Linked DNA regions of Mus musculus: region 2 is linked to region 1. A link is a loop called in an ENCODE intact Hi-C map of the cell type or tissue named here. Cell type or tissue: heart. All regions are shown on one strand.

Evidence for each region. A loop is a pair of places that touch in the nucleus more often than their neighbours do. Peaks named below come from ENCODE experiments on the same cell type or tissue, not always from the same donor. Only the 100,000 strongest peaks of a DNase experiment are listed, where the experiment ranks them.
Region 2: a loop joins it to region 1, with 3 times the contacts of the local background. A loop is called at or near these places in 18 of 42 quality-filtered maps.

The regions. Positions count from the first base shown.
Region 1 is chr7:16,450,362-16,455,361 of GRCm38, forward strand. Tmem160 (transmembrane protein 160) reads left to right here and starts at 2,418. Exons shown (of 3, transcript NM_026938.1): 1 at 2,418-2,809; 2 at 3,760-3,852; 3 at 4,800-5,000. The coding sequence starts at 2,602. In heart, no CTCF peak of the experiment used is centred here; DNase peaks (open chromatin) are centred at 2,530 and 3,220; H3K4me3 peaks cover 1,721 bases; H3K27ac peaks cover 1,513 bases.
Region 2 is chr7:16,395,669-16,400,668 of GRCm38, forward strand. It overlaps a transcript of Zc3h4 not described here. Among named protein-coding and RNA genes, the nearest start is that of Zc3h4, 3.0 kb to the right of the region's middle. In heart, CTCF peaks have their summits at 446 (motif pointing right) and 2,858 (motif pointing left); DNase peaks (open chromatin) are centred at 3,143, 3,643, 3,933 and 4,353; H3K4me3 peaks cover 2,004 bases; H3K27ac peaks cover 2,052 bases.

The sequences.
Region 1 (5,000 bases):
TAAAGAAGTTTTGATGCTGTGGTTATTGCTGTAAAGTTATTCATGGTTTAAGGTCAGTGTTTCCATCTTGTTCAAGCTTCAAGAATGGCATATATAGTAACTTGATCATGTTAGCCCTTCTTGTCCTGGAAATGCTTTTATTCCTTCTCATTTTGATAAAACTCGCCTTTAACAACATCAGCATGTTGGCAGCCAAAATACAAGGCTTGAAACTGAAAATGGACCCCAGACAGAGCCATTAGTTTAACAGGCTGGCAGTCAAAGCTGGGTAAGATTATGCACAGAGCCTTACCAACCTAAGACAGATGGGTAAGGAAGGCATTCTTGTCAGAACAACCTAACACAGGCATAGTCTTGTTTATGATTTAAAAAAAGGGCTGGCAGTGGTAGTGCATGCCTTTAATCCCAGGTGGATTTCTGAGTTTGAGGCCAGCCTAGTCTCCAGAGTGAGTTCCAGGACAGCCAGGGCTACACAGAGAAACCCTGTCTTGAAAAACCAAAATACAAATAAGTGTGTGCGTGTGTGTGTATGTGTGTATGTATGTGTGTGTGAGTGTGTGTATGTGTGTGTGAATGTGTGTGAGTGTGTGTGTGTATGTGTGAGTGTGTGTGTGAGTGTGTATATGTGTGTGTGAGTGTATGTGTGTGTGAGTGTGTATATATGAGTGTGTGTGTGTGAGTGTGTGTGTGTGTGTGTGTGTGTGTGTGTGTGTGTGTGTGTGTGTTTATATCCAAATTGTCCTGGTTTTACCTCTATGAAGTCCGTTTCCTCATAGACTCCTGGCTTGGTGCTGCAGTACTGAATACCAGGGTTCTTCTCATTGGCAACCATATTAGCCAATCGACAGCCCTTACAGTTTTTAACAATTTCAGCTGTTTTCAGACTGGCATCTTTAATTATGATGAGGGACTGGTAGACTAAGTCCTGCATTCTCTGGCATCCTATGTGTGAAGAACATTGAATCTTTTTCAGTATGCGTATACCCATTTTCTCTGGTACAATTAGTTTGTGATCAGCTAGCTGTCCTCCATCATCTCTTAGGACACTGAGACATGGACAGGGTTTTGGCTCAGATCACATCTTCTGTCTGATCAGAGAGTATGAGGTTTCCTGGGTCTAGGGCAATCAAGGACATGAGGAGCCCAATTTTTAGGGTCACTCACTGGGCTGTCTCACTGCCCTCTGGGACGGAGTTTAGTCTGTCCTTCTGCCGCCAGAAGGCCTCTCTCTATATAAATAGTCCCATAGATATCAGCAGTAGCAAAGGCACACTGGCTATCTGTGTCTCTTGTCTTTTCTCAGCTGTAACGCCTTGGTCAGAGCTGCCACCAGTTCAGCTTTGTGGGTTGATACTCCTGTCCGGAGTGGCTCTGCACATATGATCTGAGCAGTCATGCAGAGGCCCACCGATCAAGGTCAGGGTCAGGCAGCAGGGCAGCTGAAAAGTCATCCTGGGGCATTCAAGAAGAGAGGCTGGTAATGAGTCACCCTGGCGTCATCTTTAACCAGGAGGCCATTGCTGCACTGGTGTATACACAAGGTGGGGGTCGGCTTCTGGCAATTGGTGACAGATTGGCCATTGTCTGATGCCAAGGCCCTGAGTCCCCTGGCTCTAGGGAGGTCACCTGTAGTTAGCAAAGTAAAGCCTTCTTAGAGGAGGCACAATAGTCCGAACTTTTCAGGGCCCCTAAGAGGTCTTGGTTGTTTCTTTTGTTTCTGTTGCCACTGAAAGTCACTTATAAACTGATGAGGAGACTTTACCTTCAGGTTTTAGCAAGGCAGAAAGTTCAACTTTATTATCTACAAACAAGTTGTTGGGTTCCCTTTCACCTTTAGGGCTGCCCTGGGCTTGGGAGGGGCACCTTTGATCTTTAGCCCCCTCCCTCTTATCTCCTTCTCCTGAGACTATCTGTTTTAGGCATTTCTTATGTGTCCCGTGGTTTGGCTGTGGCTGCTATCAAGATCTTTGCCAGGTCTTGAGTCTGTTGCTTCTGTCCCCTCCTCTGCTTCTCCTCTGCAGTCTCTCTTCTGTTAAATACTCTCTCGGCCACTCTCACTAAGTTTGAGTCCCAGTACCGGTAATAACGTTTTGGAAAGAATCTAAGTAAAGACAGGAATGAATTTCCAGAAATGACATCTTATTAAAATCTGCATAGAAGAAAAACTGAAGAGGAATACAACAAAATAGTTATGTGTCCTCTTTAGTGAGGTAACTGGTAGTTGTTTCCGTGAGTTCACCACAGTTTTGCAACTAGTCTAAGCAACTAGTACAAGTTTTGTTTCCTGGCTGTTGAGAGCATTAACTTTTTTGAAACTACAAGTCCCAGCAGATATTCCGCCGCACCCTTCTGCAGGTCGAACTGCCTGCCGTACATTGATCTCTGGGATTTGTAGTCTGATGATAAAAATAAGGTGGGTCACACACTACCGGCACATATAACTGAAGTGGAGACACAGCCAGATACACCAATAGGTATTGCGTTCCGGGATAGAGTTGCGGGCAGATCACCAATGGTTGTGTCGCTCCTCATGAGTGATGTGACCTCCAGCCTACAGTAGGCCCGTGGGGCGGAGCTGGTGTCGCGGCCCCATTGCGAGCCATGGGAGGCGGCTGGTGGTGGGCTCGGGTCGCGCGCCTGGCCCGCCTGCGCTTCCGGGGGTCTCTGCAGCCTCCTCAGCGGCCCCGCAGCGGGGGCGCGCGCGGGTCCTTCGCCCCGGGCCACGGGCCACGCGCGGGAGCGTCGCCGCCTCCAGTGTCCGAGCTGGATCGCGCGGACGCTTGGCTCCTCCGCAAGGCACATGAGACAGGTCAGTGGCAGGGGCCGGGGTCGTTCGCGCTACAAGGAGAGGGGTTTCAATGTGCACGTGGGAGTGGGTGGCCAGAGTAAGGCAAGCATCTGCTGGGAACAGGGCCTGTGCTCAGCGGGGGCAGCTTCCTCATGTGAGCGCAGGGAACCGGTGTTGGGGGTTGGAGATTTTGCAGCCTGGCCGCATAGGACACCATCTTTCGGGTCCTGGCTAAAGGGGTACAGCAGGGATTAGTGGGGGTGGGGAGGAGGCTACGGTTAGGAAGAAGTAGTTGGCAGCACCACACTGCCTAGGTGAGAGACCGTTCCAGAGGCAGCTGGGAGGGAACAAGTTGCTTGAGACAGGGGTATCCGTTAGGATTACAGACAGAGGGGACCACTTGGAATAAAACAAGAGTGTGGCTACCCGCAGAAGATGGGGAAGTTCCGGATTGGACCAGCGTGTAACCAATGGTAGAGAAGGTGGCTGCTGATTGGAGGGAGAGGTGATCTAGACTGCAGAGGGAGGAATCTCAAACGAGGCAATGAGTTGAGAGATTGGAGCTGGTCTGGTGTTGAATGGGGCTAGTAGTGGGAACAGCCTTTTGGCAGCACTCAGGTACTTGAGTGGTGGGGAGGTGTGGACGCAAGGATGAGGCCATGCTAGGTAGGAGCGGTTACCACACAGGGGAAGGGACAGGCTGGAGAAGTTTGTCCCAGAGGTCTGAGGGAGAGAGGGAAGACCGCAGGATGCACAAGGGAAGACTTGGGAAGACTTTCTATCCTCAAACTTCAATTCGTGCTCTAGATTTTGAACGTCTGGGACAGAAGGGTAAAGGAATGGGACTTGCATGGGGCTTCCCGGAAGGGATCCGCATCTAGAATACTTTTGTCTTGTGGCTGAATAGGGTGAGAGGGGATCTAGGAAGCAGGGCTTGCTGATGCAGAGCTCCATCCCCCAACTCCCCGCAGCTTTTCTCTCCTGGTTCCGAAATGGACTTCTGTCATCCGGCATTGGGGTCATCTCCTTCATGCAGAGTGACATGGGCCGGGAAGCTGCCTATGGTGAGTACAGACCATCCCTATGGGAAATGGGCCCCTCCCCCTTTTCCTCCAGTTCTGAGTCCTCCTACCCTAACAGTTGGAAAAGGAGAGCACTCCCTCCATTTTCTCTTGCCTCACTAGTTACATCTCCTCTTACACCTCCTTCATCGGCATTGTGAGGAGTCCACCAGACAGTTTCCAAGTAGCCTTGACTTATGTGGACACCTTTGTTTATACCCCAGACCAGCCCCTTTGGATATTGAATTTCTCCTCCAAGTCTCACATACTTCCTTTTACAAAGTCTCATGTATTTGAGTCCTTGTCTGCCTTTATTTGTTTGTTTGTTTGTTTATGTATTGCTATAACGGGAAGGAAAGCAGCCTACTAGTTAAGTGCTGTGTCACTGAGCTACACATCGCCATCCTTCCACTGGAATTTTTTAGCCAAGTGCTCTACCTTTGAGCCACGCCCCCAGTCCCTCACTGGGGGATTCTAGGCAGGGGCTCGACCACTGAACTACATCACCAGCCTTTTTGTTTTTTTGAGATTTATTTTTATTTTATGTGTATATGTGTATATGGAGACCATGTGCATGCCTGGTACCCATGAAGCCAGAAGAGAGCACAAGAACCCCTCGGACTGGAGGTACAGATGGTTGTGAGCCACCATGTGGGTTCTGGGAACTGAACTCAGGCCATCTGAAAGAGCAACAAGTACTCTTAACCTTGAAGCCATCTCTCCAGGACTGCCCCCCCCACCCCACCCCTTCCCGTGTTATTTTGAGGCAGTCGCAGTAGCCCGAGTAAGCCTTCCGTTAGCTAGCACTGCTCCAGCCTCTCACTAGCTGACGTTAGAAGCCTTGTCCCGCCCTGTGCTCGTACTGACTCATCCTCCCCACCCGTCACCCTGTCAGCCCCTTGGGATACGCTGGACCCTGTAACTATTGACTACTGCTCCTTCTTCCACAGGCTTCTTCCTGCTGGGTGGCCTGTGCGTGGTGTGGGGCGGAGCCTCCTATGCGGTGGGTCTGGCAGCGCTGCGGGGACCCATGCAACTGTCGCTTGCTGGTGCTGCCGCTGGTGTGGGGGCAGTGTTGGCTGCCAGTCTGCTCTGGGCTTGTGCAGTAGGTCTCTACATGGGCCAGTTGGAACTGGACGTGGAACTGGTGC
Region 2 (5,000 bases), 55 kb before region 1:
TGCTTGGAGTTGAACTCAGGACCTCTGGAAGAGCAGTCAGTGCTCTTGACTGCTGAGCCACCTCTTCCGCTCTTTCTTTCTTTTCTGTGATGAGCTCTCATGCGGTCCAGCTGAACTCTACGTTGCCGTGTGCACCGCAGGATGATTTTGAACTCCTGATTGCGCTGCTTTAATGTTTCTGGAACTTTCACCTTTTGCCCCAGGCCTGACTTTCATTACCTGTTAATGAGGTAATCACTTATGATGAATGTCTGGTTCCTGGAAATAAACCCCTCATCACTGTAACTAACAGTAAAAAAAAAATAATTTAAGAAAAAAAAAACCAAAAAAGCAAAGCAAAACAAAACAAAGGATCCTAAGGGAGGGTATACTGGTCCCTGGAGAAAGTTGATTACTGAAAACTACTGGTTAATTTTTGTCAGTAATTTCACAAAGGTCCTCAAGGGGGCGACATCATCCCCCAGAAGAGGATGAATCTGTCCGTTTAGATTTTATTCCCTGGTACCTTTTTGCTAAAAGCTGGGTTGAATTATAAAATGAGAGGGAAAGAGAAATTGGTTTGCATGAAGCAGGGACAAGTTAGTGTAATGCCTTTTTTCCCTGATTGCTTTCTTTCCTCTTTTTTTCAAGACACTGTCTCTCCTAAAACTTGCTCTGTTGACCAGGTTGGCCTCTAACTCAGAGATGCAGCTGTCTCTGCCTCCCCAGTGCTGAATTAAAGGTGTGCACCCGCACTGCTAGGTTCTGATGAGTTCCTTTCTCTTCCAGATGGCTCCAGGGGCTAGTACCAGGTCCTTCTTCACTCAAAGGGAATAGGGTATCTTCTTGGTAGAATCCTTTCTGTTATGTAATAAAACCCTCCTTAGAGCCAGAAAGGAAAACCCTTGTTAGCCCAGGGGTAGAGTTCGATTGGTTAGAGAGTTTGCTTGGTACACAGGAAATTCTGGGTTTGATGCCCTAGGTGGGATGATGTCTGACTGTAATCGCAGTACCCCAGAAGTGGAGGCAGGAGGCTCAGAAGTTCAAGGCCATCCTCCACTATATAGGAAGTCGAAGGCTAGCCTGGTCTACATGAGGCAGTCAAATATCCAGATAGGGAGAGCATTGAGGATGGTGATAGGCACCTCCAGTCTTACCTTCAGTTAGAAGATCAGAGAGAATAGCCTAGGAGTTCCAGGTTATTCCAGTAGCATAGCAAAGTCCAATTTGGGAAGAGAAGAGGGAATACAAGGGACAAAGCAAGGCAAAAGGAGATCCAGGGAGGAGGTCTACTGGCATTTTGTTGTTGTTGTTGTTGTTTTTCTCCAATAATAAATGGCAAAGGTCAGGTATGGTGATACATCTCTGTTGCCAGCACATAGAAATTGGAGATGGGGGGGGGGTCAGGAGTTCAGGGTTATTCTTAGCTCTATAGAAAGTTTAAGGCAAAATGCTAAATGATACTGTCCCCCCCCCCAGTTCCCTCCTCCCTGCAGAAAACAGGGTTTCTCTGTAGACGGCTGTCTTGTAACTCATTCTGCAGACCAGGCTGGCCTTGAACTCACAGAGACCGCCTGCCTGTGCCTTGTGAGTGGTGGGACTAAAGTCATGTGCCCCCACCACTTGACACTTGTCTTTAAAAAGCCAACAAGTTGAAGTACTGAGGATGTGACTCAGAAGTACCTGCCCAGCATGTCACCTGTAATGTCCTAGGAAAACGTTTTGCTAGGGAGGGTGTGATGGATCTCTACAAGGCCCTGGCTGTCTTGCAACTGTAAACCAGTCTGGTCTCAAACTCATAGAGATCTAGCTGCCTCTGCTCTTGAGTACTGGGCTAAATAAAGGTGAATACCACCATGCTGAGCTGGGATGTTTCAAACAGTGCTTCCACGGAAAATTTTGCTTGTTTGTTTCAGACAAAGTCTTGCTATTTAGCCCTGGGCAAAAACACATTGAGTAGTAAAAATGACCTTGCTGGGATAAAGATCTATCGATCTAGCCCAGCTAGACCAATGACCACTTCCTTTTACCACGTGGAACCCAGCTGACCCTGGCTGATCTCAGGTCTCTGTGTAACAGCTCTGGCTGTCTTGGAACTTTCTCTATAGAGCAGGCCGGCCTCAACCTCAACCACACAGAGATCCACCAGCCTTTGCCTGTGGTGTGCTAGGATTAAAGGCATGTGCCACCACCTACCTTTCTTTCTCTCTTTCTTTCTTTCTTTCTTTCTTTCTTCCTTCCTTCCTTCCTTCCTTCCTTCCGTCCTTCCTTTCTTTCGATGTATTTATATGAGTACTCAGACACACCAGAAGAGGGCATTGGATCCCATTACAGATGGTTGTGAGCCACCATGTGGTTGCTGGGATTTGAACTCATTGGAAGAGCAGTCAGTGCTCTTACCCGCTGAGCCATCTTGCCAGCCCGCACCCTTATTTCTTTCTTTCTTTTTTTTTTTTTTTTTTTGGTTTTTTGAGACAGGGTTTCTCTGTATAGCCCTGGCTGTCCTGGAACTCACTTTGTAGACCAGGCTGGCCCCGAACTCAGAAATCTGCCTGCCTCTGCCTCCCAAGTGCTGGGATTAAAGGTGTGCCCCACCACCACCCGGCCGCACCCTTCTTTCTTGACAAGAGCTATTTAGCTCAGTCTAGCCCTATTAATTAGGAACTGAGGCTGAGGATGTGTCTCAGAATTTGTGTAGCAAATACAAGGCTTTGGGTTGCCCAAAAGAAATTAGATTAAGAATTGCATCCTGGGGCTGGTGAGATGGCTCAGTGGGTAAGAGCACCTGACTGCTCTTCCGAAGGTCCAGAGTTCAAATCCCAGCAACCACATGGTGGCTCACAACCATCCATAACAAGATCTGACTCCCTCTCCTGGTTTGTCTGAGGATAGCTACAGTGTACTTACTATAATAAAAAAAAAAAAAAAAAAAAAAAAGAATAGCATCCTGACAGGAGGCTCTAGCAACCAGTCTGAGATAAGTGGCTCACAAGTTTCTCAGAAGAGTTTTGTGTCCAGGCCCCCATGTTAGCATACAGAACATCCAGCTGACCTGCATCCAGGTACCCAGTGATGGTTTTAGTCTTCACCTCCTGCTGCCAGGTTTGGCAGGTGTGTGTTCCTGACAAAAGGACTCCCTAAACCCAATTCCCTGTCTCCCCCACACACACCTCCCGTGTGTGTTTTCTGAAATCTCTCTCTTCCCATTTCTGTTCCTGGTGCCCCTTTCTGACTGTCCTTTGTTCTTATGGCTCTGCTCCAGTCTGTCTGCCTTTACCCCTTCTCCAGACCCTCACTCCTGTCCCTTCCCCCCCCAATAAATTTCTTTATACCAGATGACGAGCTGTAACATCTAAGGGGCATACCTTTGCATGGGCCCACCCTTGCTGCATTGTATTTCATGACACCCCACCCCTGCATTTCAGGAGAAAAATGTTTTGTTTTTTCCTCTTGTCACTGGGCTCCGACTCTCTTCTTCCTTGTCCCTGCCTTGTCCCGTGATCCCGTCTTTCCCTTTATTCTTGCATGAGGTTAGAGGATGTGCTATCATTGGGGAGTCGGTTCTTCCACCATGCGGGTCAGGCGGATCTTGAGTTTCTCACTTTTCTGCCTTCACACTAAGTGCTTCTGGGGCCACCGCAACTGATTCTATAAGGTGCTGCGGATGAAGCTATGGGTTTTGTGTATGCTTAGAGGCTAGCACTGCTAACTTCAACTTTTCCGCATATCCTGACTCCAAACACTCGGTCTTAAGCCAGTTAAGCTTCCAGCCTTCGCGTTCAGTCTCCATCTACAAACTAGGAATATCAACTTGGGTAGGAGGTGAAACTTCAAAATACTTTTGTTAGCGGTTTAAGAACCCGGTCAAGATCTCCACTTCGCCCTCACAGTTGGCACCACCCTTCTCGCCTCCAAGGATGACGCCACTGGCTGAGTTATGTAGTGACGTCATCTCCGGGCCGCCTCTTCTCCAGCCCCTCTTCGGGAACGACCGACTCCTGGGACCGGTCTCCGGCTTTCGGTTAAATTTTTTCCCCTCCCATTATTCTCCCACCTAAAACTTTGGGCTCTTCCCGCCTTCCTTCAAACTAGCAATTTTCGGCTCTTCTCGCTTGCTTTGGGGGCGAGTTCCTGAAAGTCATTTACCCTTGAGTTAATTAATCGCCTTTCTAGCCCCACCCGTTCAGCTTATTCGCTAATTCCTATTCGCTCCGCTCAATGTATTTCGGCTACTTCCGCCTCCTCCCGGGATCCCTTCCCTGACTTCGGCTCTTTCCGGACTCTCGCCTCGCCCCCCCCCAGGGGGGGGCTTCTCCCATCCCGAAGCGCTTCGGCTATTTCCGGCTCTCCCGGCCTTCCCTAGCCCCGCCCCCACGACCACCCTTGGTCCTTTAGGTGGGTCTCTGATCCGCTCCGCGTTGCTGCAGTGACCTAGATCTTCCCTCGGCTCTTTCCGGCTTTTTTCAGAGTCTCGTTAATCTCAGCTGTGTTCGGCTCTTTCCGTGCCCTCTCCTCCGCCTCGCCCTTCCGCTTCGGCTCTTTTCGCCGACTTTCGGGCGGGCTGGCTCTGCCCTTCTCCACGTGACGCTCCTCCGGCCTCTCCGCTACCCCCTCCCTCCACGCCCTTCCTCCGGCTTCAGCCTCCGTGCTTGTCCCGGCTGTGCCGCCATTTTGTGTGAATTCCTGACCGCGGCGGGGGCCCGGCAGCTGGGGCATCTAGGGCGGGCAGACAGTCGGCCCATCTCCATAGCCCGATCCCTCTTCTCCCCGATTTTTTTTTAACCATCCCCCCTGCTCGCTCTCCTCTCCCCCCCTTTCCCTTCGCTTGCTCCGTCGCGCGCGGGCCCGCGCTAATTACACCCAACCACCCACCAGTGTCCGTGTCCCCCGGGTCTCAGGCCTTGGGGGGCCGCGTGTGTGTGTGCGTGCGTGTGTGGCGGAAGGGGACCTCTCGTCCCGATGAGGGTCCCGTGCCCGTGAGCGAGTGACCTCAGGGCCAGGCTGCGGAGAAAGCAGGCGGC